Regions from separate parts of the Mus musculus genome. Here all the other regions are linked to region 4. A link is a loop called in an ENCODE intact Hi-C map of the cell type or tissue named here. Cell type or tissue: heart. All regions are shown on one strand. Each heading gives the region's core, and the rest is flanking DNA. Links, peaks and the distances in the headings are about the cores only. Region 1 has its middle 7.3 kb from the start of Gm32351. Region 2 overlaps Ap3b1 (adaptor-related protein complex 3, beta 1 subunit). Region 3 overlaps Ap3b1 (adaptor-related protein complex 3, beta 1 subunit). Region 4 has its middle 6.9 kb from the start of Otp. Region 5 overlaps Ap3b1 (adaptor-related protein complex 3, beta 1 subunit).

Region 1 (5,889 bases), core at 287-5,286, 160 kb after region 4:
CTTCCTTAGGCACAGGGACAGCTACTAGTGACTGTCAGGTCAGCTTAACTACAGGAGGAACGACCCGAGGGAGGTCCTTCTCCTTCCCAGTAAGAAAGGGGAGAACCAACAGTCTGTTTTGATGTGGCTTTGAGAGTAGAAAGTCTCATTATCAAAGCCATGTTATTTGGGGTCGTATGTGTATTGAGGTAAGATTATAGATTTGGAAAATCAGGTACTCCAAATGTTTATCCCAATTTCCCACTCTAGGAAGTAGAAGAGAAGGCAGAACAGAAAGGATAATTCATTCTTCTCAGAAGCTGGGGAAGTCAAATGCCCTTTACTTTCTAAGTCTTACAACAACAACAACAGTGCCTATGTCATGCAGTGGCTGCCTGGTTAGAAGAGGCAACAAGAACATTTTAGCAAGTACCTGACACACTGTATGTTTTTATTTGATGTTTTGAGACAGAGTTTCTATACTCTGGCCTCAAATTCACTATGGCTAGAGGATGACCGGAAACTTCTGTGTGTGCCACCATGTAGCCCCCAACCTGGCAACAACCCAATGGCATAAGGGGCAGCTTAGCAGTCCACTGGTAGATTTGAGAACCAGCTTGCTTTCTTCATGCCTTCTGGAAATCAGCCCCAGGGCTTTGTGCATGGTTGCTCTGCACCTTACCCACTGAGCTGCATCCTCAGTCAACCTCCATACCATGTTCTTAAATAGGATAAGTTTGAGAATATATGCAAGCTCACAACAGCAAGTGAAAAATTAGCTTCTGAGCAGACATTCTAAAGTGTCAAGAGAACACAATTTGTAGAAAATGGCCTTTGGGTTACACAGGAAACGGAGGAGCCCCAGAAGATCATACCAGGAGTGGCTCTGGGGACACTAACGCCTGGTTGTTGGGAGAACTTGCCCAGGATCTTACTTTAGAAATGTGGGCAGAAGATGACATCCTGGCCTAGGGGGATGGTTGTCAGTTTATAGAGAATACAGGTACCAGTACCAGTAATGGGGAAAAAAGCAGAAATATTTAAAAATCTATTAATTTCTCCCATAATTTGGATAACAAGCTGCCAGAAATAAATATATGTGGTAAGTTTGTAAAGGCTCTTAAAAAAAAAAAAAGCCACGTATTTTCAATTGCAAAAGTGCTATATTTCTCAAAGTGTGGCTCATCTTGAGGTAAGATCATCAGTGTCCAGAAGATGTGTGCTGTCCCACCAAAAGGCAAAACCTGGGCCTTTAAGAAACAAGGAAGGCTCATTTTTCTCACAGAGCAGGTTTGTGTGAGGGATAGAACTTTGAGCTTCCTGGCAGTCAATGCAAAAAGGGGAAAAAGATGTGATCAGGTTCAAAGAAGGAAGCAAACCTTCTCCTTGCCTGAGTTTTAATTCTGAAGTGTAATTGTAACAAGGTTCCTCCAAGAAAAAGCCAAAAAAAGGAACCGAGGGCTTTTCATTGAACAGACAGAAGCCTGGTGGCCATTGTAAGCAGTCTCTAATAGGGAACTCTTATGTCAAAGGTGCTCAGCCCCACAGTGAATAAATAAGTAGGGTTTTTGTTTGTTTTTTTGGTGGTTTTTTTTTTTTTTTTTGGTGTAGACAAAGGCACCCACATTCTGCGTGATGTATGACTCCTCAAATCTAGAGAGAAATAAGCAATCTAGTCTCTTCCTGTTTTTATTTTAGTTAGTTTCTTCTTGTTCTGTTTTCGATTTGGAGGCGGGGAAGGGGCGGGTATCTCAAGTAGTTGGAAAGAACAGCCTCTAGAGACCCTGCCCCTGCCCCTGCCCCTGCCCCTGCCCCTGCCCCTGCCCCTGCCCCTGCCCCTGCCCCTGCCCCTGCCCCTGCCCCTGCCCCTGCCCCTGCCCCTGCCCCTGCCCCTGCCCCTGCCCCTGCCCCTGCCCCTGCCCCTGCCCCTGCCCCTGCCCCTGCCCCTGCCCGGGGGATGGCAGTTAGGCCCCAGCCTGCAGTATCTCTAGGTGACCAAAAAACCCTCCAGGACCTATCTACAATTGCTGCCCCTTAGCAGATCCTGGTTGCCTTTGAGGGGTGGGAACAGTTTCTCCGGTGGGGAACCGGTGCTGCTGGCGAAAGGGGGAGGGGGTATGCAGAACACAGGCTGGTAGCGCGGAAGGAGGCGCGGAGTAGCTTTGTCTTTACACCTCAGCCCCAGAGGCGAGGAGGGGCCGCGGGGCTGCACTTTCTGCAGCCTATGCGAGCAGCGTTTTGCCATGGAAATCTAATTTGACAGAATAGGTAAATAAAATCAACTGTCATCAGCTCCCACTTTATTTACGGGACAAGGTCAATGTTTTTTAAGTACCAACCTAAACAGCTTATTGGAAACGGATTGCAGGAGCACTCGATGAAGGGCGGTTCTAGAAGTTTTGATTTTTTTTTTTAAATAGCCAAATCCGATTATTATTTGCAAAAAAGCGTCCTCGGCGAGCCGAAGCCAATGCCTTAGTGAATAGCCCTGGCGGTCTGCACACCCGGCCGGCTGCTCTGGGGACCCAGCGCTCCCAGCGAAGCGGTCCCTTTCCTGCACCGCGCACGGCTGGGTGCGCACCTGGGCCCGCAGCACCCGGCTCGCGCTCGCCCCTACGGCTGCGTTGCTGCCGTCCTTTTGTTCTGTCGCCTCCTCTTTCCCCTTGGTTGTTGATTATTAGTATTTTCCTAGTTTTCCAAACTAATAAGTGCCACTATCAGGCAGTTGGAGGCTCTGGGAGGCTGCAGGCTTTGCCGTTCGGCCCTAATTGATATTGAACGAGCTGCTGGTAGACGGGAACAGGGCCGCTGCTGGATAATTTGCAGTTTAATCAGCGTTTGTAATGAGAGCGGCTGATTAGGGCTGTTGGAAATAAAAGAGAGTTACAAGGAACGTCTGTCAGAGTCCGGTGATAATTCAGGACTAATTGTGGTGATTAGCGCAAACTGGATGACTTTGGGCTTTGCTAATGCAAAGAGAAACGTGCAGACTCCAGCCAGAGACCCCTCGGAGAACAGTGCCCCGGCTGCGAGCAACTTTGCTGAGCCTTTTTCCTGCGCGGTCCCCAGCGACTCCCCCGGCTTCGGGGAGGTGCAGTGGCCGCCACCACGCGGAACTACAGGGCAGTGACCAGGCAACCCCGCCTGGGTCTGCAGCCTGCCCTAACAGGGTCCCACAGCGCCTTCCTCGGCCGGGTTAGGGCTAGGAACACGCCTCTGGTCACCCCCACCCCAACCCCGGGATCCCATCCGTACCCCTACCACCACCCTGACCGAGGCCATTTTGCTGCAGGGAAGCGAATCTTGTCCCCTCCCAGTCCCCGGCTCCTACAGTCATCCATCACCACACCTCCTCACCGGGAACACCCGAAAGGGCAGAGCTTTCTGGGTTCCCTCTCATCCCATCACCGCCTCTTTTCCTTCCCTCTCTCTTAGTTCTCCGGGCCCTCATCAGACAAAAGAAAGGTTCTGGACACCCGGGTTCCCTAAACTGTGGTCTCTGGTGGGTGTCACCCAGCCCGCACCACTCTGGGCAGATGCAGCCCGTTAAGTGAACTGAGAAGAGCAGAACAGGGCTTATAAACTGCCGGAGTTCTCATTATTGAGGAGTTTCATAACTCTTTAATTCATTTTTAATGATGGCAATAAACATGGTAGTCATTTTGGAACAATAGCTAAAAATCATAGGGCCATTACTGTCCATTAAAACACTGTTTACAGTTCAGCGGGGGTTCACGTGCCCTGTAGTCAATCATATTAGCCCAAGGAGAGATTTATAGGTTGGAAGAACGGGTCTCTTTCTATTCTTTATATAACACAACACTTACTGAGCAAATTGTTTTTTTTTTTTCCTAAATTCACTTGGTTTTTTAATCGTGGGAATGGGGATTAAATAAGGAGGTGTTGCTGGCACCTCATTTCTATTTGATCAATAGATCATCAAGTACTGTAAGTGCCTTATTCACTATCAAATTAAATGAAAAATACTTTAACCCGTGTCCCTAGTGTCAGCAGATAAAGCTAATAATATTTTCTGTTATGTTTCCATTTAAGCTCTTAGGGCTCGGGAGAAGCCAGGTCTTGTGCTGTTTTCTCTCTTACACAGACCCACATACCTACATACGCAGGGTGTTGTCCCCAGCGCAAGAGTGTTTATTGTTTCTGGGAACCTGAGCCTTCTAATTCACACCAACCATTTTCCCATCTTACATGGATACACCTTGGAGCTTCAGAAGGAGATGGCAAAGCTTTAGGCCTCAGGAGCCAGAGGAGCTGCCTACTGGGGGGGGGGGGCTTCTATGAGACCGTTTGCCCTTTTGCTTTGATACCAGTTCTTGGTACAATAATAAATCTAAACGATAGGCCCAAAAGGGACGAATCTCTGATTTCCTAGATTTTTTTTCTATCCTAGATTAGATGTTATCTAATATTTTGCACACAGTCCCTCCCTGCCTTTGCAGCAACTAGCTACCACCCCTCCCCCCACTGCAGATTTAGAACTCTGTAACTATATAGCCTGTATTTTATAGAATACAGAATCCAAACGGTGTGTTTAGACATGATACTTCCTTTATATCATTCCATGGATTTCACAAAAATCATTTCCGTCTGTGTATATATTCTGGAAAGGGATTTCTTTTCTTTCAATAGCTGGGGTAACGTTGCAGTGGCCTGTCCAAAAAAAAAAAAAAAAAAAAAAAAACAATCGAACGATACTTGCGAAGTTTAATTGCTAACTTAGCAGCTCGGTCACACCTCCCAACCCATTAGATGATGAAATCTCACCTGGTTAGCGGGTACAGTACTGTGGCCTCAATGGCGAATGCCTGATTATACAGCCAAGCTGCTAATTTACCAAAGCCCCCAGCCAGGGAGGCTTGGACGGCCACCACTCACTGTATTCATGCGGTAGCTAAGAGAAGGAACCGTATTCCCTGAGCCGCTTTCCAGCTACCCGCAGAATGAGAAATGTAAAATTAGTGGAGATGTGTGCATGAAGGGAGCCGAGCAATTAGTAAGGCGCGGGCGCCCGCTGGCCCAGAGGGGGTCGGGGAGGGCGAGTAGGGAAACCAGGGCTCGAGGGCAAAGGGCTTCCTTCTTCGCAGCCAGCTGTCTGCAGGCCAGGTCCGCGGTAAGGTCAGCGTGCACATCTCAGCCCCTGGTGAAGCCGCGCCCGGTTAGGAACAATGCCTCTTACCAACCCTTTGCAAAGCCAGTCTGTGGGCGACTGGATACCCACCCGGGCACACACACACACACACACACACACACACACACACACACACACACACACTCATCTGCTTCTCTCCAGCTTGGCCCTGCAAAATCTCCTTAAGCATCCAGTTGTAGGAAACTCGGCCTGTGGCAGCATCACTACCAACAAGCCTCAAGGACAACCGTGGGTTATAGAAGGAAACCACTCTGCTTAGTGCCCTATTTTATTGTCCTATCTCCCCCAGTCCCCCACTTCCTAGCTTCCAGATAGCCACTCTTCTCGATGGCTGCAGGCTTGGCTTCTGAGTGCAGAGCAGTCTTGCAATCTGGGTCTCCCTCAGCGGGTGGGGATGCGCATAAACTGGATATTTACAACAGGAGTGTGCGCATGCACCTCTCTCTGCGAGGGCAGGTGTCTATGTACAGAGATTCTGTTAGCTGCATTGTGGAATTACATACATTCGTGTAGGCTCTAAAGCCACTTTGCAGCCGATTGTCGCTCTGAGATTGGATGAGCCTGGCTAGGGAGACAGCCTTTCTTCAGGGCTACCTTGACTACCTCTTCCTTTCCCGCTCCAGGTAGCAAACCCAACCCTGTCCCCTTCACATCCATCCTTAAAACCAGCCAAACAGTTCACAAACCCTTATTTATTTGTTTGTCTGTGGTTATCGCCTATGTTATTAATTGCACCGAGG
Region 2 (5,889 bases), core at 497-5,496, 310 kb after region 4:
ACTGGTTAGTAAACAATCATTAGAGACCTTAATTGTGAATATATGCTAAATTTGATGGGTGTTATCAGGTCCTCAGTACTTGGTCTTAAACAAGGTCCTATAGTGGCATTTTTTTTTTTCAGGAGGCAGAAGTTCTGACTGCTATAAAGTAGCTGTTTATACCATGTGACCAGAGGTGAGTGCTAACCATTCCCACAATTCCATCTGACCCATGGAGGCAGGGGACTGACAGAGATGAGGAGGTTGAGGCCACAGAACTGGAGGCATTTGCCTGAGACACAGGGCGAGTGCATGGCAGAGCAGGCACTCAAACTAAGGCATTATGAATACAGGTCATATGCAGTCTTTCAATAGATGCAAAAACACACTCAATATTTGCTTTTATCAGTCAACAGACTAATTTTCCGATTCTGTTATTATGTCAGAATCCTGAAGGAAGATTTTCTCTTTGCACAATTATGTGCTTACTTTGAATGGTCTGTAAGTCAAGGTGTCCTGACTTAATTCCCCTTCCTATTTTTATCCCTGTTCTTAGAGACTGAAAACGTTAAGTATCATCTGCTTAGTCCTTTCAAGTCCCCAGTCATAAGGACTATAAATCCTTTTGGATGGAGCTGTATCAGGGAGGGAACTCGGGAGATAGATAACCTGGGCACCATAAGTGAGGACAAGGGAGACTCAGGCAGGGTAGAGCTACCTTGTGCACAACAGCCCCATGTGACGAAAGGACGGCATCTGATGATGCTCATTCCATTCTAACAGAAGCACCCACTGTTGACAAGCCGGCAAGTGAAACGCTAGGTCGCATCCGTATGCCATCTCACTGAATGTCTTGTCCATTATCTCTAGCAGTTGACATTTAATCTTTGTTGAATTCATAAGATTCAAGAAAAAGGCCAACTAAGCTCATGTTGTGACCCAAGTGAGAAAAAAGTGCTGCACTCTTGTAAAAAGTTATTTTGTAACTACTGTAGGAATGATGAAACCGGTCACATAATAATAAATTCGGAATAAATATATTGTCTACAACTCATTTAAATCTGTCAGAAGCTGGCTATAAACTATAATGTTCCCTTTCTCCCCCTAGACAGGATGTGTTGCAGTTCACCTGCTGTAAAGCGAATACGCCAGCACATGAATGTGAGTAGCTCTGAGAGGTTGCGCCTGCTGGCCTGGGGCACCCACAAACGCCAGCTCCTTATGCAGAGGCAGACTCCTTGCACCCAACAACAGCTTGGCGACAAGCTTTTGTCTTCTCTTGGATAGTCTCCTGCTCTCTGATTTTTCTATTCTGAGTTCAATTTCCTCCTGCTTTCTGTTCTACTGGTTATCAGAAACTGTGACAATGGCCCACTCAGGCTAAAACTTTTTTTTCCCCGACTCATACATGAAGCCTTCAATTACTGCCTGCTGAAGCAGACAGAATCCTATTAGTAAGAAAGACGATCACAGGATGCACTGCCCTGCCCTAGCTGTATAAAAATAATTAGTCCAAAGTTGACAAATGTGTAATGAAGCCGCACAGTCGTTATGTGTAAGAAAGCCTGGCTTGAGTAGGGCCCTACACATCAATCCGAAGCCGTCTGGTCCGGAACATTATCTTCCCAAGGACACAACACTGTAAATCTTTACTGGTTCGGCTTAACACACTAGGGCGCTGCAGACGGACAACGGACAGAGGCTCTGCATGGTGCAGAGTTCTATTTGGCTGGCTATTAAGTGGCATTTAAAGTTCAGTCCATTATACAACAACAGGAAGGGAGACATTAACAAGAGATTAAGACTTAGAGAATTTATCCAAGACAAGTTTTTTAAAAAATTGACCTGGAACACTGGGAAAGAATCTCTCTAGCAAATAGGTGAAGAAAAAAAAAAAGGTAAGAAAACCAAACTTCCATTAGGATGTAGATAAAAACCATCCCAACTGTCAGCCTAGTGATCTAGTCTTTGTATAAAAAAAAAGCTAAAATTGAAGTGTTTCCTAAGGGAAACACGATGCCACCCTCCTACAGCACGTCTGGTCTGCCTGCTTGGTGGGGTGTGGACGAGACAGAGTTAACAACAGAAGCCAAAAGGAAAGCCCCTTTCTTTGATCCCTGACAAAACTGTCATCCCAGAGGGATTCTTTTCTTCTCGTTTTTTAAAAATATGAAAACATCTATTTATTCTTAGTAAACTTGAGCATTATAGAGTATTACCTAACTAAAAGAGAAATTAAACAAAACTTAAATACAGAATGTTTTAGAGGGAAAAAAATCAGCTGTGCAGTCTGGTTATGCCTGGAATATTTAGCTTGTCATTATGTGTAAAATTAACTGAGGTCCAAGTTTGTTTTCAAATGAGATGCTGTTCCTAGAGCCAGTAGGGTTCCCAAGTAGATCCAAAAGCAGTGCTGCCCTCTAGTGGACAACCACTCGCCAGCAGAAGGAGCACCGGTCATTAGCCTGTTTCCCAACTCTCAGCTCTGTTGGACTCAAAAGGTATCTTATTGGAGAAGAGACCCAGTCAGATACCATTGCATCAAAAAATGTTTATATAAACCCTCGTTTCAGGACAGATTAAATTGGGATTGGAAGTAGTCTTGGAGCTTCTGAAATGTGTGCATGGAGACAGCCAATGTCACAGGCTAAGCAAAAATTGCTTGCATTACAATCCTCAAAAATCACATGGAATTTAAATCTCCTAGAGGTTCTATGAGAAAAGAAAACAATAAACAAAAACAGTACCCTGGAGCCAGATGTGGTGGCTCACACCTATAATCTCAGCATCTGGGAGGCTGGGGCAAGTTCCAGGCCAGGCTAGGCTATAGGCAAGCCTGTATTGCAAAACAAACAAAACACACCACAGCATACCACACTAAGCAAGGAAAAACCCAAACTGAAACCTGCAGAAAAAACCACCAAAAATGCAGCCCTGACAACACTCACTCTCCGGATGCTGAGATGCTGAGACCCACTTTTCCAGTCCCTGCCTTGATCCTACCTCAGTTACATTTAAACTGTTTCCTCTAAAGACTCACTTCTGGGACAACGTCACAACAGCTAGCTCACTTGGTCTAGCCTTCCAGACTGTTCTAACTGGGACTTTATTTACGCCTCCAATTTCTCAACATACAGAGACTAGACAACAAATACTATAGCTAGCTTTCTTAAAGACTAATGATTTTTTTTTCTAATTTTCCTTCCCCCCCCCCCACCCCAATTCAATAGGAAGCAATTACAAGAAGACTGTCATCCTAATCGCTTAAATTGGGGTGGATGGTTTTGGTCACTTTTGAGTAATAAATATATTGTTGTCTTAGGGGATGATTTACAAGTAATTATGGTCTTAGACAGGGAAGAAACAAAATAGAGAGCTTAGACTCAGGGATTTCTATCTTGTCTTTCCTCTTCTTTCTCTCCTTTTCTTTTTCCTTTCCCTTTTCTTTTCTTCTTTTCCTTCCTTCCTTCCTTTCTCTTTCTTTCTTTCTTTCTTTCTTTCTTTCTTTCTTTCTTTCTCTTAGAGAGCGGGGGTAAAAAAGGAAGATCATAGAAATATTATAAAATATTAGACAAATAGGGGAGGACTGTTAAATCTTCTAAATTTAAAATATTTTATAGTCATAATCTTACATTGGCAAAGATCTTTATATTTTAATGCAAAATTGAGGCTATTTTTGTTACATTGGTACAGAATTTTGTATATTGATATAGGTTTAAGGTTTGTATTGGTATAAATCTTTATATATTGATACAAAGCAAGATTAATTTTGTTACAACATTATATATATGTGTGTATGTATATATACATATATATGTTTCAACTCTTATATAGGTATTATACTTATGCAACTCATTTAATAATATAATGTTGAGTCCCAATCCTTTAAAAATTGTTTAGGATAATTAAATAACACAAAATAACATTAAGTTAATCAAACTCCTGGTCTTGTCAGATACTAGTCTGGATTATCACAGACATATGCATCCTGTGTTGTACAGATAATAGGTAGTTGGAGACAGGCAATATTTGCTTGTTCACATATGCTATGAATAGATGGTCTTCACAAATCTCAGAGACTCACAGAACATGGCATTGAAACATGCTTTTTAAAAAAATTTTTTATTAAATTAAGGCTTTTTGACATTGAGACAGGTCTGCTCCTAACAGTACCCCCACTCCACTCAAAAGACGATAATGACTATCAATAACCTCCATATCGAGTTGCTTTAATTGTGGCAAGCTAGGCATGTTTCAACTGCAGACATCGTGTCCAAAAAGAACAAATGAACACAGGGAAGTTGACTGCCAAGTTCTGCCAATACAGGGTAAGCGAGTCCTTCATAATTCCTGCTTCACACAAGGTCTGTCAGATGTTCTGGGCCAGAAGGCTGAAGATAGATGCTCCAACATTACAGAGAATATTGGGACTGTCCAGGCAATTGGCTGTCTCTGTCATTTCTATAATTTTTGGAAGCTGCGTCCCTGTGCTTCCTGCACACACAGGTAATATTTACTCCTTCTCAGGTCTCTGGTGGGGTTGAAGTCTAGATAGTCAAAAGAATCTTGCTATAAGCTTAAATTGTTTAGGTATAAGAAAATGTTTTTAGGATGGTGTAGTGGCTATTCCTGGTTGTCAACTTGACAATATTTGGAATGAACTACAATCCGGAATTGGAAGGCTCACCAGTGACCCTTATCTGGAGGCTTGGAGATCCTTATCTGGATCTTGGTTTGAAGATCTTGAGCCATAGTGGCTATGGATTCCAGAAGATTGAATCTCCGAGTTAAGGAACACACCTTTAATCTGGGCTCCACCTTCTGCTGGAGACAATATAAGGACATTGGAAGAAGGGAGTCTAGCTCTTGCTATTGCTCCTTCGCCTGCTTGCTGCGTGAGACTGAGTAACTGCTAGATCCTTGGACTTCCATTCACAGCTGCGACTGAACAATTGTTGGGAATTGGGCTGCCGACTGTAAGTCATCAATAAATTCCTTTACTATTTAGAGACTATCCATAAGTTCTGTGACTCTAGAGAACCCTGACTAATACAGAAGTTGGTACCAGGAGTGGTTCTAGAGTAACAGAAGTACAAGGATGAATCTTTTAAAATTCTGGAATTGGCTTGTTGATCCACCAGCACTTTCAACTATTGAAACCTCTCCAGATTCTCTCCCTCCTGGGAGCTCAGAGAATTTTGAAGACCCATGGTTGAAACTATATTCCGAACTTAAAGAAGCTAATGCCCTTGATTTTCTTAATGAATTAGGTGATTCAGTGCACAAAGCTTTCTACAAGATGGGGAAAAAATCGAAAAATGATTTTACTGGCTGGCTGCTCTTAGTATCTGTGGAAAAAATGATGAATGAAAGGAAGGAGTTGTGTGATAAAATCGAAAGGCTCCAGACACAAGTAAACGATCTAAAAGTTGCTAAGTGTGTCCTTGAGGAGAATCTTCTCTCTTGTAGCAATAGAGCTCAAGTTGCAGAAAATCAAACAGAAACTCTCATTGTAAGGTTGGCTGAACTACAGCGAAAATTCAAGTCTCAGCCTCAGAGTGTGTCGACAGTTAAAGTAAGGGCTCTAATTGGCAAAGAATGGGATCCTACAACATGGGATGGGGATGTGTGGGAAGACCATGTTGAAGCTGAGAATTTTGAATCCTCAGATTCTCAAGGGTTTGCCCCACCTGAGGAAGTAGTACCCTCAGCCCCACCTCTTGAAATAATGCCTTCCCCACATGAGGAAATTAATTTTGCAGAGTCTGCTCACGGCCCACCAATAGTTTCTTCTAGACCTGTAACCAGACTCAAAGCAAAACAGGCTCCTAGAGGGGAGGTAGAAAGTGTAGTCCATGAGGAAATTCGCTACACTACTAAGGAGCTTAATGAGTTTGCTAATTCATTCAA
Region 3 (5,889 bases), core at 536-5,535, 420 kb after region 4:
ACCCTGCTAAACTGATGCATCCAGAAACACCAGCAGCAACAACCAGGAGTAACAGGAATGGAATCACCATAGAAACAGCATTCACCTCAGGGCCAAATGAGTGACCATGAGCTGATCGCTTCCACGTGTGCTGTAAACCCATCTACCTACTCGCCCGACTTGGTACCCTCAGAGGGCTCTGCATGCGGACGCATTAGCCAGGCCGCCTTGTGGCTTCTCAGAGCCAACAGGGGTCAGAGGCTATCTTACCCTGTGCTCTAACCCCGCCTATACCTTGTTCATAGCTTTCAGTGATTCTCTTTAAGTGTGCCACCTGTTTCTCAAAGGCACTTTATTGAATACAATTGCTCTGGAAGTGAGTAGGAAGCTGATTCACAAGCTGGGGTTTGGAAAGCGAGCTTTCGTAAGGAGTGGCTGCAGCAGTCTCGTCTCCTTTGTGGTAGCACCAGCAGGGACGCGGCATCCTAGTGTCTGAGCATCTGACCTTACAGAATAACTACCATGAGCTATTATTTTCGTGTGCACGTGTGTTGATGCAGAACTGTGACAGTCTGGCGATGTGCTATGTATGCGTTGTGCATACTTGCAGAGGGCAGAAGCCAAGACTGACTGCACGTCTTGGTCATTTTCCGCACTGTTTGAGATAGGGTCTCTTACTGAACTCACTGGCCCAACACTGCCCAGCCAGCAAGCCGCAGGCATCCTTCCAACATCACTCCCGCACTGGAGCAGACACAGGCCATCTTGCCCGGCCTTTACGGGAGACGGGATCTGAACTCATAGTCTCCTTGTATGGCAAGTACTTACTGACTGAAGAATTTCCCCAGGCCGTATAAACTATTATTAATGCCACAGATGCCCCCCAAAAGAGTACATCCTGTCTTTATGTAAACTTTGCTTTTAAAAACATTAAGAGCAACAGAGACATTAGACAATCCCCTAGCACACACTTCAAAGGTTTAATACTACACAAAATGTCACAATTTGTACTGTTAAATTTTTCTTTGAAATATATTACCCCTTAAGAATATAAATAAAATTATTATACCTATTCACGAGTAAATATATATGCATATATATTAGGGAATTAATATTTAATATTAAGGCTTTAATTTACAAAAACACTTTATTTTCACTTTTATCTTAAGACTTTAAAGACGAATGAGGAAGCAGAGTAGAGTTGTATGATTTTGTCCAGGAGTCACGCTAAGCACCTTTGAACTCTAGAATATTCTGTAACTATAAGCAAATGCTACTTGTGTTCTTGGCCTTTTCAAGTTTCCCTCCTGTCCTCAGCAAAACATACACTATACCTGCTCCTGTCCACTGTCCCCTCACTTACAGGTAAGGAATCAGTAGAGGCAGGCTGGCTAACTACCCAAGCGAGCAGTAACGTCCAAGCAGGCAGTCTGGTTTTACATAGACACAAATAACCAGCAATCGAGAAAGGAGTAGATGGGGAAACTAAAACATATTTATTTTATTTTACTGGTGCTTCCATCAGACTGTGAGTGCCATAAAGGCACAGACTTTCACAAGCTAAATGAATATCCTATTAATCTACTCAACATTTATTAAATATCTCTACAGATTCAAACTCTCACTAAATGCTTACTGAATTATAAAAAACTAAACAAAAATGAAAACTAATCCTCTATCTAATTCCTTTACATTATAGTAGGTGCCAACAAGGTTATTCAGACAAACAAATTCCGTTAACGCGTTACCTAAAATAAACTACCACAGGCAATTAAATTATCCTAAGTCAATTGAAATGTGAATTTCTCAAACTGAAGAACCTTAAGAAATCTGTTTTTCAAATTAATCTTTCACACCGATAATGGGCTATTTTATGGCAAGCCAAGTCTGCTTTGAAAGATTCTTTGAAATCAAAGAAAATAAACTTTTAAAAAATAAGCAGTATGTGGCAGAAATAATTACTTTAAAATTAATATAAATATTTCTCATCAGAAAAAAGGACCAAAAAAATAGGTAGGCAGACATTTGTGCTATGCTTTGTATTTAAAAAGACTGTCAGTACATTCCTATCTGTCATTGGTATTGTTAATATCACAACTATAGTTACAATAAATTATTCAGTTTTTATGTGTAAAAATAAAAAGACTGTCATGTTTTCACTAATCTCTGATAGTTTTTTTATACAAAGAGATCTTAAATCAACTATTACATTAGCAAACCTTATGCGACCAAAGAAAGTCATTATCAAAGACACATAAAAATGAAAAGTCATACTTAAAAGTATGACTCAAAACAGAGACAAAAGATGTTACTGTTCTAAGTGAACCAGACACCATAGGCGCCATTTATCATGCTATTGTTTCTTTCTTTTTTTATTTTATTAGACATTTTCTTTATTTACATTTCAAATGCTATCCCAAAAGTTCCCTATACCCTCCCCCAACTCTGCTCCCCTACCCACCGACTCCCACTTCTTGGCCCTGGCGTTCCCCTGTACTGGGGCATATAAAGTTTGCAAGAGCAAGGGGCCTCTCTTCCCAATGATAGCCAACTAGGCCATTTTCTGCCTATATATATCTGCAGCTAGAGACATGAGCTCTGGGGTTACTAGTTAGTTGATATTGTTGTTCCTCCTATAGGGTTGCAGACCCCTTCAGCTCCTTGGGTACTTTCTCTAGCTCCTCCATTGGGGACCCTGTGCTGAAGGAACACTGATATAGCTGTCTCATGTGAGGCTATGCCAGTGCCTGGCAAATACAGAAGTGGATGCTCACAGTCACCTGTATGGTGGAACACATGCTATCCTTTCTTATTTACCTGCACAAGTAAATATTTTAGAAATTTCTTTCTTTTTTAATTTGGAAGAATTTGCATTTAACATCTACATAGGAAGATATTCTAGCAAATCAAACGTTTGTAGGTGGAACTATGGAGGGAGAGGGTATAGGGAACTTTTGGGATAACATTTGAAATGTAAATAAAGAAAATATCTAATCAGATCAGTGTTATCCAGGAATTAATTTTGTTTTACTGTTTGCTTGGTTTCAGTTTATCATGGGCTCCCCATTGGAAGAACTTACCACAGCATAGCAATTTCTAGAAATACCTCCACATGGGGACCTATGGCATTCTACAGATAAAGTAATCATTGTAGTAAAAAGTTATTCTTCAAGTAAAATGTAAGACATAATCAGCTTCTGTTAAGTTTGGCTTCATGGGTGCTTTCTCATGCATATCTGTACTACACATAATGTAGTTTATATTACAAAGTCAATAATTTCAACAATTTTATGCAGCTTTTACCTTTTCTAAGCAAACCTGCATTTTAATCCACTGTACAACTATACTAAAATCTTCTAAATGTGAGAAGTTAACTTGTTTTTCTTTAAATGGTTCATCTTATTTGCAAACCATGCACCGGCACTTCAGTACAGAGCACGGTAACTCAGGACAATATATTTTGCTATCCTGTTTCTGAAAACAAATAATTAGGGTACACATGAACCTCTGGCACAATGATGGCTAAGTGTAGCTCGCCTTCAGTGAGAAGGCACTGGGTACACTTCTGGAAGGCTGAAAGGCTGAGGGTCCATCACTGTGCCAAGCTGTAAAGTCATTTGCCTGCTTCTAGCACCCTCTGCAGGCGAACCACTGTTATACCCGACTTCCACGCATGACTAGGAAACAGTCACAGAGAACCTTTGCAGAAAGGGTATGAAGCAGTGCTTAGTGAATGAGTAAGATAAATTGTCTTAATGGGAGCAAAACAAAATCTATTAATTATCTCATTTATTTTTTGAAATAAATTTTCCTGCAAATCAAGAATAAAGCTGCTACTTACTGAGAAAATACTGATATATAGAAAAACCCGAAAAGATAATATAATAGATTACAGCTATAGGACTTACTGAGAATATACAATTATGAACCATATAAAAATAAAGTGAACCTATGAACTCACCATCCCTGTTGGACAGCAGGCAGACCAGGCCGTTGAGGCATGTGTCGGTGACCTCGCTAATGCTGGTTGCACATCTGCCTATGGTCTGAATAGTGGCTGCTGCAAACTGTTTGTCCTGGCTTCTCACGTAGGTCTAAAAACAGTTTGATTAGTTTCAACATTGGCGTTATCAAGTGAATCAAAGCCCATTTTTATAGCTTTGTCAGGACAAAAAATTTAGAATTCTCTTAAGCCTAACAGGGGCCCCAAATGATTGCTTAACGTCTTTCATCGCTTATAACTTAATGTCCCTTTGGCAAAGGGACATTTTCAAGCCAGGGTCATTCACTGCAGCGAGTAGCTCAAGGCTCCAAAGCAGACAGTGGCGAGCATCACCCCAAAACAGCAATTAGCTCCAGAGCCAGGGTGGAAGATGCTGGGAACATGCTCTGGGAAGGTTTCAGTTCATTTACCCAGCGGTGCCTGTGAGCCCACGGAGAGAACACTAAACCTAAAGTTCAGAGAAAAGGAAAAAAGGAGCAATCTGCTAGTAATGACAACCTGGCACGGAGGGTTAGGAGTGTCTATGAGGGTCCAACAGCTCCGTGAGTTCTAGCTCACTCAGCTACAAGCACCTTAAATACACAGTGTGCATACATATTAACATAAACTTAAAATAGATCTGACTTACAAAGGAAGGTCTTTCCTGACAACCTTACATATTTTGTGACTTCTGTTACAACTTTTCTAATATAAAACCAAAGCTTTTATAGTTTTCAAAAAAGATTCCTAACCTCAAATTCTAAATATGCAATACAAAATTAACTCTATGGCTATCTATGACAAATATGCATTAAAACAGTTATCTAAATAAGAAATCAAAGAAAAAACAAAAGATATGTAAACACTATAGGAATTTAATGCAAAGTCTCAAGGAGATGGCGAAATGTTGAAGAAACAATGGGAGCTTTCTAGTTCCATGCAAAGAAAAACCAAAGTGGACTTAAAACTGCTCCTAAACAGGGAATTTAATTGCTATAATAAAAAAGAATGCATTTGAGTCGTTCAGGAAGCCTATGTTACTCACAAACAAATTATAAATAAGTATAAAGAAAATACATAAACAGAAATGATATACTAAATTAGACAGTGCTAAGAATGAACACACAAAGGAAGGAGTCAACCGTTCTGCTGAGAAGTCCTTACACAACACACTCCCAGGAAATGAAATACACAGATGAACAAAACCTGCAGAGGCTCACAGACCACGCCAGAGAGCACAAAGGCCTGCCTCCTGCTGTCCTCGGGGGCTAGACATGTGCGGAAAGATGACAAGATTACACAAGATGAGGGACTGGGGACACAGGAAAGAGCAACGGGGTGAAATCAGATTATGTGAGTGACGTAAAGCTAAACCCAACATCAATCTCTGGCCTAAGAGACGAGATGAGAAACCCAATTTTGTGGCCTGCCCACAAAGAGATGGCTTTACAGTATTCTAATTTTATCATGAATATTTCTAGAAAAATGTAAACGGGATGGAAATTCAGGAACCCAGGTGAGAACAAAGGAATCACGGGCATGCAGCTACATTCTAATAGTCCCGAAGCGTGTGAGTGTGTCTCTGTGTGTGTGTGTCTGTGTATGTGTGTCTATGTGTGTGTGTGTCTGTGTGTGTCTATGTGTGTGTGTGTGTGTGTAGTTAAAAACAGTGGTTCTCAACATATTTACATTATGATCCATACAGCAGCAGGATTCATGAAGTAGCAACAAAGATAATTTTATGACCGGGGGTCACCACAACATGAGGAACTGTATTAAAGGGTTGCAGCATTAGGAAGGTTGAGAACCACTGATTAAAAGAAAACATGGCATCCATATAAAGGTAAGGAGAAATTCTGTGTGGGCTGATGAAGAAGCTAACAGCACCTCCAGAGGTGCTGGATAGGGCGTGGTTTTCTGCTGCTGCG
Region 4 (5,889 bases), core at 394-5,393:
GTTGTTTGTAAACAGCTCTTTTCTGTGCAGACAGTGGGCTGAAATATGGCGCGTTATTATTCACATTCCTGCTATTAGATGCTGAATTGTAACATTGTTCCCTTTAATGAGAAGCGCCTCCCTCAATAATTAACGATCTCACATTTTCCTATTTTCTTGCCTGATGAAAAGAATCAATTTTAATTCGTGGTAAATTACAGCCATGCTTTGGGGTATTATTTGCTTACTGAAAACAAATCAAGTGACTTGAACACTCCTGTTTACTTTTCCAGATATGCAATAACCCAAAAGCAACTGTACATCAGATCGCATCGCTCAGGCGCACTTCAGAATGGAAGAAAAGATTAAAACGCAGGGAGGGGACGCAAAGGAGGTGCGGGGGGGGGGGGGGGAATGCAGGGAGGGAGAACCAGACCCAAAACATTTGCAACAATGGTGACCAGGATTTCTCAGATCAACCTCAAAAGCCCGAAGTGGTGCTTCCCCAAATCTCAGTGTCCATCCTGTTCTGGTAAGGGTCCTTCAATCACATGACCATCCCGGAATTTCAGACTGCTCCAGCGGCGGCTCGTTCACCGGAGTGGGTAGGTAGAACAGGAGCTGAGAGAGCAAAGGGCGCTTCCACACTCCTCTGCCTGAGATAACTCTAGGAGTCGCCAGCCAGAGACCACAGCCAAGGAGGATTCGGTTGAATGCCCCTGCCGGTCCACTGCAAAAACTCCTTCCTCTTCTGGTGGGGCCTCTTCAGGGCAGAGAGAAGCATCTGTAATTCTTAGTCAAACAGGCACGGGCCTAGCTCAAACCTCAAGACCTCCGTAACTCCGGAGCTGAGAGACCTGAGGTCAAGACGCACTTAGCCTGTATTGTCTCCAAACAGAGCCGACTTAATCTAAAGGAAAACAAAAACAAAAACCTTGACTACAGACCCAAGCTCTCAATATTCTTTTTTCTTCTTCCAACACTGAGAGCAGGGTTTCATACATGACCTGTGCACTTGTGTATGCGCTTTTGTGAGCAGTGCACTGCAGGTCCATTGCTTGGTCACCTACAGGGCCCGCGTTTGCCAGTGGCGCTCAGAAGCAAGAAACCTGGCTCAAACTAATGTCATAACCCGGGAGCTTGAGGCAATACAGGAAGTGATGGATGGATGGTGGATTGATGGATGGATAGATAGATAGTTTTTCTTTGAATACGTTTGCACACGTTTGCTTTTGCAAACTAAAAGCAGATCTTCCAGACAGTCCCCCTGCGTGATTCTTCAAGAGCTGAACCGCCAAGACCCTAGCTTGCTTCTTTCTCTAGTCTTCCCCTTCTGCCCACTGCCGCTCAGAGGCCCTCAGTGCAGAAACAACCACACCAGACAATGACGAATCAGTTCCTGCCTTGTGGCTGTACTGTTTATCCTAGCTTCCCTGGCATTGCTGTTTGCCCTGTTATTTTAATGGGCCCAATTAGCCACCCGGAACATAATAAGTGGCACACGGGTTTTGTTGCATGTGTTAAGTTCGTTGCTTTTCTCATCTCTATTTACTTAGGATAAATAATCGTGTATCCGTTATTCAGTTAGGTGACAAGGCTAGTAATTGGAATAAGAAGGAAAAAAGTCTCATCCTTATACTCTTTCTATAACTAGATATAGCGCTAATAAGACTGCATCAATCTTATGTAGCAAATAAATAAAATAGACAAACAAACAAATTTGCCTCCAACAAGTTAATGCGGTGTATCTGAGTGGAAAGTAGATATTTTCACGCATTCTGGAGATGAGGAGTGACTTTTAATAAAATCACAAGAAAAACAAATGTAATTCTGTAAGCCATTTCTTCCAGAAGCCAGCATTCTTGCCACCCACTTCCCCCGCCCCGGCTTCTCCATCACAACCTCTCTCTTTTCCTAAGGAGTTGGTCCCGGCTCAGAATGACAAGGGTCTTGGCTTTGCCAGTCACTTTACACTTGGCTGGGTGAGATGGGGGCGGGGCAGGAATCTATAGGTAATTAGCCTTCTGCAAGTAGTATTTTTCTCTTTCTTCCACTTTCCCTCCATTCTTGCTTTCTTTTCTCCCCTCTTCCTTCGCTCCCTTTCCTCTTTTTCCGTCCTGCACGCTTTTCATCCTTTCTATTCTCCCTCCTCTTTGACCCGTGTCTCCTGCCTCTCTTTTTCTCTTTTCCTTCCCTCTCTTCTCCACTACCCCCCCCCCCCACACACACACACACACTTTCCCCTGCCGGCCCCCTTTCCCTGTCCCTTGTCCCCTCCCAGCAGCCCGAGTGCAGCTAATTCCGGGCGTCTATATTCACTCAATTAGAGAAATCTACAGTGAAGATCGATCTTCCATCTGCAGACATGCCAGCTTAACAAATTAGATTCTTGTTTCGTGCAGGTGATTTGGTGACAGTTGGGGAATTAGAAGTAATAAGTTGTTGTGTTTGAGCCCGGGCCCCCGCCCCCCGCCGGCGCCCCTCCCCGCCCGCCGCCCCGCGGCCGCGCCCGCCGCCCGGCACCCCCGCCGCCCCGGCTGGCCCGCGCCCGCCGCCGCCGCCGCATCCCCCGCCGTAATTAGTGCTGCTGCCCTCCATGTGGGCTCGATTAAACCGTGATTTAGCCGAAAGAAATATAATTATGGCTGCAAATAAAATAATCAGCATTGAAGAGCGATTTCCTTAATGAGATGGAGCGGTTGCACGTCACGGAGTAAAGGGGTCTCATTAAGAGGTGGTAATGAGGCTTGGGTGGATGGTGCAGTCACAAAATAGCCCAAGTCCCCAGCAGGCCCGGCCCGCCCTGCAAAGCGGCCACTGGGCTCTGCCACCCCGCCCCACCCCGCCCGGCCTCCAGGGGGCGCTGCGCCCGCCGCACGGTCTCCTCCCGTGGCCGCGGCTCTGTAGCCCAGCCGGGTCCTTGGCGGCCCGCGGAGAGCCAAGCTGCAGCCACGTCCCCGCGCCCACGTGCGCCTGCTCCGGTCTCCTTTCCCCAGACTACATGGAGGACAGCAGGCTGGGTGAGCGGATGGCAGCGAGGGGCCTCTGCTCGGCGCCGCCGGTGTGAGGCAGGATCAGACCGGACTTCTGCGAGCAGGTGGAGTCGCCTCCCGGGGTAGGGGTGGGGGGCGACACCACCAGAGTTCCCTCAGAGGCAGGTGCCACACCCAAGCTCAGAGCCTCAGCCTGGCCTGGAAGGCCTTGGAACTTACTCTCCCCATGGCATTTTCCAAACTTGATTGAAGTCTAGAGAAAGTCACAACACCATTTTAACTCAAAACTTTCTCACCTGGGTTCCTCTGATCTTTCTGGTCCATAGCTCAGGGGCCCTGAATTCCTTTCTTAGTCAAGGTATATATACACACTCCCGGATGCCTGGGTATGGTGAGGCCTCATTTGTTTATTTGTTTGTTTGCTTTCCTTTTATTTTTATTTGGTTTTTCTGAGCCAGGGTCTCACTTTGTAGCCCTTGCTGGCCTGGAACTCCCTGTGTACACCAGGCTGGCCTCCAGTTCACAGAGATCCACCTGCCTCTGCCTCCTGCGTGCTTGTTTTAAAGTCGTGGGCCACCACAGGCAGCTGGACGTCAGTATTTGTTTCTAATTGGATTATTAGCCTTCTCTGGGGTTGCAGTGTTGGACAAGGAAAGGAACAGTATCCATACACTGTGACTCTCAGCAGCTGACACCTTTTCTTATTTGCCCTACTATGTGCTAGGTCCTGTGTTAGAGAGATGGACAGATGTTACTTCTGGCCAGGCTTTCAAATGGGCATGGCCTACATAGAGTTTTCTGCTATGGTGGATTCTGTTCATCAGACAATTGCTCCCTTGGAAGCAGCCATGACCCAGCAGGAGAGTGCATGGCAGATGGAGACTGCTCTCCTCGTGGTGGCCAGGAAGCTAGCAGGGAGAAGGCCCTGGGTCCCAGGAACCCCAGCAAGGCCACTGCCCTGCTAGCAAAAAGACCTGGTTTTCTTCAGTTAGGCTCTGACTCCTGAAAGTTTTGCCACCTTTCAGGTTTCCTCAGTGTATAGACCAAGCCTTCAACACATGCCTCTTTATAAAGCCAGGGTCCCCTTTGCCCTCAGCATGGACTCTTCTTGAGCTGCACCCTGGGCCCCTCCATTTGCTTCAGGGTACTCTTTTAACTTTCTCCATCAATAATGTGTTTCTAGCCAGAAATCTGGTGTCCCAGGAAGATAGTAGCTCTCTTCAGTGCTACTAGTTAATGGAATATCTTTTATAGAATGTTCTCATTCTATAAAGGGCCACAAGGTGAGACGTGTCACCGAGATAAGTTCTTGGCCATAACTGGTAATGACAAGCTGGAAAGAGTCTTCCCCAAAGCACTGCCATCTTAAAGACTCTTCCACCCTCAACAAATATGGGTTGGTTTTAAATCCAAACCTCTATTAGGGTTTTCTGCATTCCAGAGTATTGTCAGGAAGCCTGCTTTGTGGGTGGACAGCTTCTGCCCCCTAGAAATAGGTCCTGGGCAGCTGGCATGGCCCCTTACACAATGGTGGCTCATGAATAAGCAGCCCTTACCCTGGGTGGCAGTGCAAGTGAATTAGATTAACATTCCCACCCTGGGGCCACAGGGATTGAGGGTGATTAAAGTCTGCCTTAAGCCCACTAAAGCCCCAAATCCACAGCTTACACTAATTCTCTCATTCACTCCCCAAAGGCATTTTCCACACTAGAGCCTGAAAGCCAGAAGCAGGGGGGTCTTCTCCGTCTCTCCTGCCTTCCCGAGTTGCTAACATATGGAAACAGCCATTTCTGCTCAGGGACAGTTCTCCCCACCCCCGCCCCTCACCCCTGGGTGCTTTAGCATGTGGATTTATTCACCAACCCCTTCATTTCTGAGAGGTCCCCCAAGTCACCCATTCGGAATGATGTTGACTTTTCGTAGACATTTTTCTTTCACATGTCTCCCTCCCTGAGAACCACAGATGCAGGAGGGAGAGGGGCTCTCTGTTAGGCGGGGCACAGTTAAGCTGCTGTAATGGAGATCCCAAAGTGGAGTGGCTTAGGGCAGACAAAATGTTATTTCTCTCACATAGCGGTCCAAGTAAACAGCAGTCCAAAACTATGTAAGAGGGACGTTGTCAATTTACTGATGCTCCGCCTTCGGGGATGCTTGCCCTGTGGACTAAGGTGGTAGCTGGGAAAGTTGCTGAAAAGCGATTCTTGGTCCTTTCTTTTGAGGAGACAGCTCAAAATTAGTTCTTTTCCTCTCACAAGACATTGGTGAGAATTAGGCCACAGGATCTTATTTAACTCAAAGGAAACTGGAGAACTGTTGTGTTTACATGAACTAGTTAAAGCACACAACCGTGCTCTCCTGCTCTGGGGCAGACAAAACTCCCACGCTGAACAGGAGCCTCACTGATGACCCTTCCTTCCTTAACTCTTCCTCAGTTTTCACACTGAAAGATGTGTGTGTGTGTGTGTGTGTGTGTGTGTGTGTGTGGTGGTGGTGGTGGCAGAAGGTGGATCAAGCAGAGTGAGCAGAGAAGGAAGTTGAGTTTAACTATCACTTTGATAGGACTGAGGACAGCATAGAGTAGTGACGCACAGTTCTCTGTGTATCTGGCAGGGCAGTGACCTGCCCTGAATGTGACCAGCACTTAGAGATGCTAGAGGCCCAGATGAAAAGCTGGGAGGAAGGGAGTGACCTTTGAGGGTGGGCCCTCTCTCTGCCCACCCCTACCCTGCCCCCAGCTCTTGTGAGCCCTGCAGCTCTGCTCTACAATACTCTTGCCTCCTTGATATTCCTCTCCCCGTGTCAGACCCACAGTGAAGGACAAACTGTCTATGAGTGGGAACCTTTGAGACCAGGAACTAAAATAAAATCCTCTCTCCTTTGAAGTTGTTCTTTGGAGTACTTGTCATCACACTGAGAA
Region 5 (5,889 bases), core at 631-5,630, 490 kb after region 4:
CACACAACGCACTTACATATCTGTGGGCAAAGCACTCTAGACATTGTGATGGTTAATCTTGGTTGTCAACCTGACTACCTATGGAATCTACTAAAACCCATGCAGTTGTTAGGGATTGTTTTCTTAATTAAATTATTTAAAATAGGAAGATATACTTTTAATCCAGACCTTTGGATGCAAGAAAACCTACCTTCTGGGCTGGTGAGATGGCTCAGCAGGCAAGAGCACTGACTGCTCTTCCAAAGGTACTGAGTTCAAATCCCACCAAACACATGGTGGCTTACAACCACCCGTAATGAGATCTGATGCCCTCTTCTGGGGTGTCTGAAGACAGCTACAGTGTACTTTATGTATAATAATAAATAAATCTTTAAAAAAATAAAAAATAAATAATAAAAAATAAAATAAAAAGAAACCCCACCTTCTGCTGGCAGCCTACATAGAGACCATGGAAGAGGGAAGTTTTCACTCTTTGCCTACTTGCTATCACATAGCTGGCAAATCCATTCCTGGCATTAGAGCCTACTTCTTCAGAATTCTGATGTATACTGAAGACCAACTGAGACATCCAGCCTTAAAGACTGAACAACTGCTGGATTATTGGATCTTCCCTTGATAGACAGCCACTGTTGGACTAGGTAGACCACAGCCTGTAAACTGTTCTAATACATGCCCTTTCTAAATATACATATAGACTCACTCTATAAGCTCTGTTCCTCTAAAGAGCCCCGACTAATATATAAAATATATCTTTTAAAAATAACCAAAAAGAAGAAGGAGAAGAAGAAGAAGAAGAAGAAGAAGAAGAAGAAGAAGAAGAAGAAGAAGAAGAAGAAGAAGAAGAAGAAATGAGCGTGAGGTTCACCCTGAAGTTAAGCCTTTGTTGAAGTGACAGAGTTAACGTGAGGACCTGTGGGTGGGCCGTATGCCAGTCATAACTATGTTTTAAGAAGGGATGAGAATAAGAACACACACAGCAAGAAATGATCAGGCAGGGACACAGCAAACCAGAAGAGAGGCCTTGATGACAAGGCTCCTGACAGCTTGATTTGCCACCTTCAAAAGTTTGTGTTGGTTAATTCACCCAGTGTCTGTAACCTAGGACAACTAATGCAGGGTTTAAATGTTAAAAAAAAAAAAAAAAACTATCCTCATACCAAAACAATTAAAAAAGAAACACTACACACTTTACTTTTCCCCAGAGAGAATACAGGCAAGGCGAATTATTATGAAAAAAGTTTACTTTTACTTTTCAAATGGTATATTAAATATAGTAGTGACCATTTGCAGGAGACAAAAAAAAAAAAACTACAGTAATTAAAACATCCAACTAAGGGCTGGTGAGATGGCTCAGTGGGTAAGAGTACCCGACTGCTCTTCCAAAGGTCCGGAGTTCAAATCCCAGCAACCACATGGTAGCTCACAACCATCTGTAACAAGATCTGACGCCCTCTTCTAGTGTGTCTGAAGACAGCTACAGTGTACTTACATATAATAATAAATAAATCTTTTTTAAAAATCCAACTAAAATATAACCAGTATTTTATGTTAACTAGATAGTAGAAATAACTATGTATAAAAACTGCGAGGCTGAGGAGATGGTTTGGGCATTCGATGAGGGTGAAGGCATGACACATGCAGCCCTGATAGCCAGGGTCAATCCCCAGAGCCCACATAAGAAGCTGGCAGGGATGGCGTGCATCTACAATCCTAGCACTCCATGGTGAGACAGAGGCAGAGAGGGGGATCTTGCAGAAGCTTGTGGTCAGGCACCCTGGAGCACACACTCAGCACAGCACTCACGAGAAGGTGAGAATTGACTCCAGAAGGCCGACTTCTGACCCCCATATGCACACTACAGATCACGCGTGCCCCACCCCAAACAAATAAGTAAACAAATGTTTGGGGCTGGCGAGATGCCTCTTTGGTTACGATCACTCACTGTTCTTCCAATGGGACAGGGATTCTATTCCCACCACCCACAGCCATCTGTAACTCCAGGTCCTAAGGATCTGACCTCTGAGGGCACCAGGCTCACGCATGGTACAAACACACACTCAGGAGAAACATTCATGCACACAAAATGAAATAGATATTTTAAAAGAAAAACTGTCTCTGAAGATTTACTATAAATCTCACTGTAGTAAACTTAGAATCCCCTTTTCTAACATCTCAGGCTCTTCAAAACTCAGAGACAAATAGAAGGCTGTGGTGATGTGGGTGGGGAACAGGGCATCTCAAGCCACTCCTCCTCCTACTTTGTCCTGTTCCTTCGTTTTACATAATGATACTAAGTGGAAATACTAAAACCTAAAAGAAACATTTTAAATTGTATTCCTGTTGAGGAAACACACACACAAAACAGAAATAGATAGGAACTAAGAAGAAATGATTAGACACCCAAATGCCAGAAAAGGGGAAGCCTTTCTCCTTGGTTTCACTTTCCTTTTCCCTAAGAATGTTCCAGAACTTTCCTCGCCAGTGTTACCTGGAGAGAGAAATGGACAATGAGGAAGAAGAAATATCAATTTTAGGACCTGTCTACCACTCACCCAGACATCACCTTGCTCGGTCCTAACGGAAGCCTGGCTAGTCCCTGCTACATTCGTGCAAACAAGGACCTCTTTTCAGCCACCCTATGTCCTGTCCTGTTCTCTAAAACTAAAACCGAGAAATCAGGATGCCTTTGGTGCTGCCCCAGGGAAGAGCTACTAACTCTCAGGTCCAAGGGAACAGAAATAAGCTCTACTTCAGCCAGAGGCAGTGCCCAACTTCCCCAAGCCCCAATCTGTCACTATGACTTCCCAGATAGTGCCTTCCCCAATGCCCCTTTGCTTGTCACCAAAACAGGAAGGATTAAAAGAGCTGACACCTTCTTGTCAGTCTCGGATGCACTGTCTCTTCCTGCTCCTAAGTCAATGCCTTCAGAGTGTGTACTCAAAACTGACCAGGACCATGTGTTACTACATGACACTTAGAAATTAAGAAATGTTTATAAATTCAAGGTACTTGTTTGAAATAACGTTGAATTAGCAGTATTTGAAACACCATGTGTTATCTGCTTCAAACGCAGGCTTCCTTTTCTTTCCCTGCTTCTTCACTTACCCTCAATCTGAGGGAACTGACTTTATTTTTACATAAGTGACATCTTGTGGTGTTAAATGGTATAACTGTTCTATCCCATTCAAAATAAGCCTAAAAGTTTCAAGGAACAAGAAATGCATTGCTGAAAAGCTAAAGCAAACCTCATTTGGACTGGGAAAGGCGCTTGTACTCTACCAGAATAAACCAGAATACTGCCCAAAGCAACATGGGACGAGTCACGCAGGACAACCTGGGAGGGAGGTAGAGTATCGGTGGACTTTCTTTTTCATAAATCTGAAACCCAGAACTTATTACAACACTACTCCTGACCCCTCCTTCTCTTCCTCCACTCATTGTAAAGCAGTATAAACAAAGAGGAAACTGAAATCCAGCAGGCACCATGCTCATCAGTGCCACTCAAAGTACTACCTAGACACATGGAGGCACTCAAAGTCACATACTTGGAAAGTTGGAAGAGTAATTTGACAGTATAATTTTATGTTTATTGAATCCAATAAAAATGGGGTGGTATTGTACATACTTTTTCCACTGTATTTTTCTAGTAATTTATTTTTATTGAATTTTATAGAAGTGTTCATCCATGACAGACTGGAATTTTTCAAAGAAAGAAAAGCTCTTTAGCAGTTTGAGAGCAGAGCTCACACAATTAACTTGTCAGCCTTACTGTGGTGTGACTTATTATAACATTCTCCAATTCTAAGAGTATACTTTGTTCAGTTTTCAAACATGGGTAAAATCCTGCAATCACTAGCTACATCAACCACAGGACACTCCCTCCAACCTTGCCCACAACCTTTACAGCCAGATTCTCACTCCCCAACATCGTGATGGGTTGCTACCACTCTGACCCTGTATTTTCTAAAACTTCATACAAGCAGAGGTCATTCTAGCAGCTATAAAGCAGCTATAAAGCAGCTATAGAGCAGCTGGCAATATGTGTGTGCCCTCTGCACACAGACTAAGTGGTCCTTCCATGGCAGATTCAGTATATCTACAACAACTTCGTAATACTCATCCGGGTCTTAGCTGTCATCAGTCTGTGAAACACTGTCACCACACAGGCCAGGGTGGCCTGGAACTGGAGATCTTCATGCCTCTGCCTCTCTAAAGCTGGGATTACAGGGTAAAGACATTGATGTAGCTACCTCTGTGAACACCTCCTTTACGGTGTGTGTCTGCGCATGCACGGGTGAGGTCAAAGGACACCTTTCAGAAGTTGCTTCTCCCCTTCAGATCCCTGGGCTTGTGCTATAAGGATTTTTACCAACTCGCTGGCCCCTCGAGCATCCACTTGCTCTGTGTTAAAAATATTCCAAGCCTTTTTCCCTACGTCTTTTGAAATATGTACCAGTAATCATCACCAAGTCGCTCTACACAATTACCTTCCCTCAAAACAGTTCAAGAGCTGTGCACCACTAAGAGCAACACCTGAGACTTAAATCTAAAAATGAGGACGTGGCACAAGTGCTGAGGGACTGTGACTTCCTTCAGAGTTGTACCACAATAGGAGATATTAAAATGGGGGCAGGGAGGACAGGACATTTCCCAAGATTGCCAGAAAACTCTCAAACCTGGGCTTTGAAAAACTCCTAAGAGGAATACACAACTCCCCATGGCAAATGGCAAATGTGACTGGATTTGCAGAGGGGCTGGGAACTAGAGCAGGGTGCAGTGCTACAGCCAAGGCTCCGGGCCTTCCTGACATGCTTGTGGAACAGCACAGGGCCTGGTGATGCTTGCAGTCTGCCTCCCCTTCCTAGGGTCAGAGCCTTGCACAGCTTCAGGCATGTGTCCTTCACTTACCACATACAAAAAGGTAAAAACGCAAAACTCCAGCTACAACTGATGGAATCTTAACCAGCCAGTCACCCACCATCGCCTCTCAAGCCACAATCAACCAGGCACAGACAGAATTTTCTCTACAATACTGTGTACAGGACTAAAGGAGAACACGTTACAGGCACTCCCTTATCCCTGCTTTTTATTAAAACTTCTCCCACACAGGACAACAATATCTTCATTTAAAAAGCCAGTGTACAATCTCATGAATCCTTCAGAGCACGCCTCTAGATTGAGACAAATGAACACTGGCTTCCATCTTGAAGGGCCTGCCTCCATTATGTCCCATTTGCACTGGTGACACACAAAAGAAAAACGAGGTTGGAGGGGGGGAATCCCTCCTGAAATTATATTCAAATAAATAAAAACAAAAATAAATGCACTTGAGGAGCAGATTATGTCAGAAGGCAGCACATGATGGAAGTGAAACAAAAGGACAGACTGCAGAAGAGAACAGGGACGCAGCCTGAGAGTGGTCGCACTCTACAGAGAAACAGGGCTGTGACCAGATAGGGCCTTTCAAGAGAGGGAGCAGGAGGGGCAGGAGAGAAACACACTGCTAAAACACGGACACTGATGTAGTATAAGGATCTCCAATTCCTGTCATGAAACCACCTTGTAAACTGCCACAGAAAACAGCCATTTTTAAAGCCATAGGGAAGCGCACACAGGACAGATACAGACAGGACTTAGAGGCCGCCATCCCTCCACATCAGTTGGTTCCCTCAGTGCATTGTCCCCTGGGAAGAACAGAACCAGAGAGGCAATTATTGTGACTGAAGTGACAAATACTGAAATCCAGCCACAAGAGTGACTGAAACTTGAGCAAAATCAAAGAGGAAGAAACCACCCATAGGTACACAAAGTTGTCAGCACACTCCCTTCAAGGAGCTGGCACATTTCCACAGGCCAAGAGTCTAAGAAAGCAAGAGGAATGTCACCTGG

The links. A loop is a pair of places that touch in the nucleus more often than their neighbours do. Peaks named below come from ENCODE experiments on the same cell type or tissue, not always from the same donor. Only the 100,000 strongest peaks of a DNase experiment are listed, where the experiment ranks them.
Region 1: it touches region 4 in a loop (4-fold over the local background); 15 of 42 quality-filtered maps call a loop at or near these places.
Region 2: it touches region 4 in a loop (4-fold over the local background); 12 of 42 quality-filtered maps call a loop at or near these places.
Region 3: it touches region 4 in a loop (2.3-fold over the local background); 3 of 42 quality-filtered maps call a loop at or near these places.
Region 5: a loop joins it to region 4, with 2.0 times the contacts of the local background. A loop is called at or near these places in 2 of 42 quality-filtered maps.

What each region holds. Positions count from the first base shown.
Region 1 is chr13:94,707,195-94,713,083 of GRCm38, reverse strand. No RefSeq gene overlaps it. Among named protein-coding and RNA genes, the nearest start is that of Gm32351, 7.3 kb to the right of the region's middle. In heart, for the core only: a CTCF peak has its summit at 3,093; no DNase peak of the experiment used is centred there; H3K4me3 peaks cover 1,671 bases; H3K27me3 peaks cover 3,691 bases.
Region 2 is chr13:94,556,718-94,562,606 of GRCm38, reverse strand. All of the region lies in intron 26 of Ap3b1 (adaptor-related protein complex 3, beta 1 subunit), which reads right to left. Among named protein-coding and RNA genes, the nearest start is that of Gm32305, 140 kb to the left of the region's middle. In heart, for the core only: a CTCF peak has its summit at 2,407 (motif pointing left); a DNase peak (open chromatin) is centred at 2,406.
Region 3 is chr13:94,449,137-94,455,025 of GRCm38, reverse strand. Ap3b1 (adaptor-related protein complex 3, beta 1 subunit) reads right to left here. Exons shown (of 27, transcript NM_009680.3): 13 at 3,941-4,073. Among named protein-coding and RNA genes, the nearest start is that of Ap3b1, 93 kb to the right of the region's middle. In heart, for the core only: a CTCF peak has its summit at 3,623 (motif pointing left); no DNase peak of the experiment used is centred there.
Region 4 is chr13:94,865,780-94,871,668 of GRCm38, reverse strand. No RefSeq gene overlaps it. Among named protein-coding and RNA genes, the nearest start is that of Otp, 6.9 kb to the left of the region's middle. In heart, for the core only: a CTCF peak has its summit at 2,811 (motif pointing right); a DNase peak (open chromatin) is centred at 2,898; H3K4me3 peaks cover 1,235 bases; H3K27ac peaks cover 216 bases; H3K27me3 peaks cover 4,512 bases.
Region 5 is chr13:94,379,151-94,385,039 of GRCm38, reverse strand. All of the region lies in intron 1 of Ap3b1 (adaptor-related protein complex 3, beta 1 subunit), which reads right to left. Among named protein-coding and RNA genes, the nearest start is that of Ap3b1, 23 kb to the right of the region's middle. In heart, for the core only: a CTCF peak has its summit at 3,147 (motif pointing left); no DNase peak of the experiment used is centred there.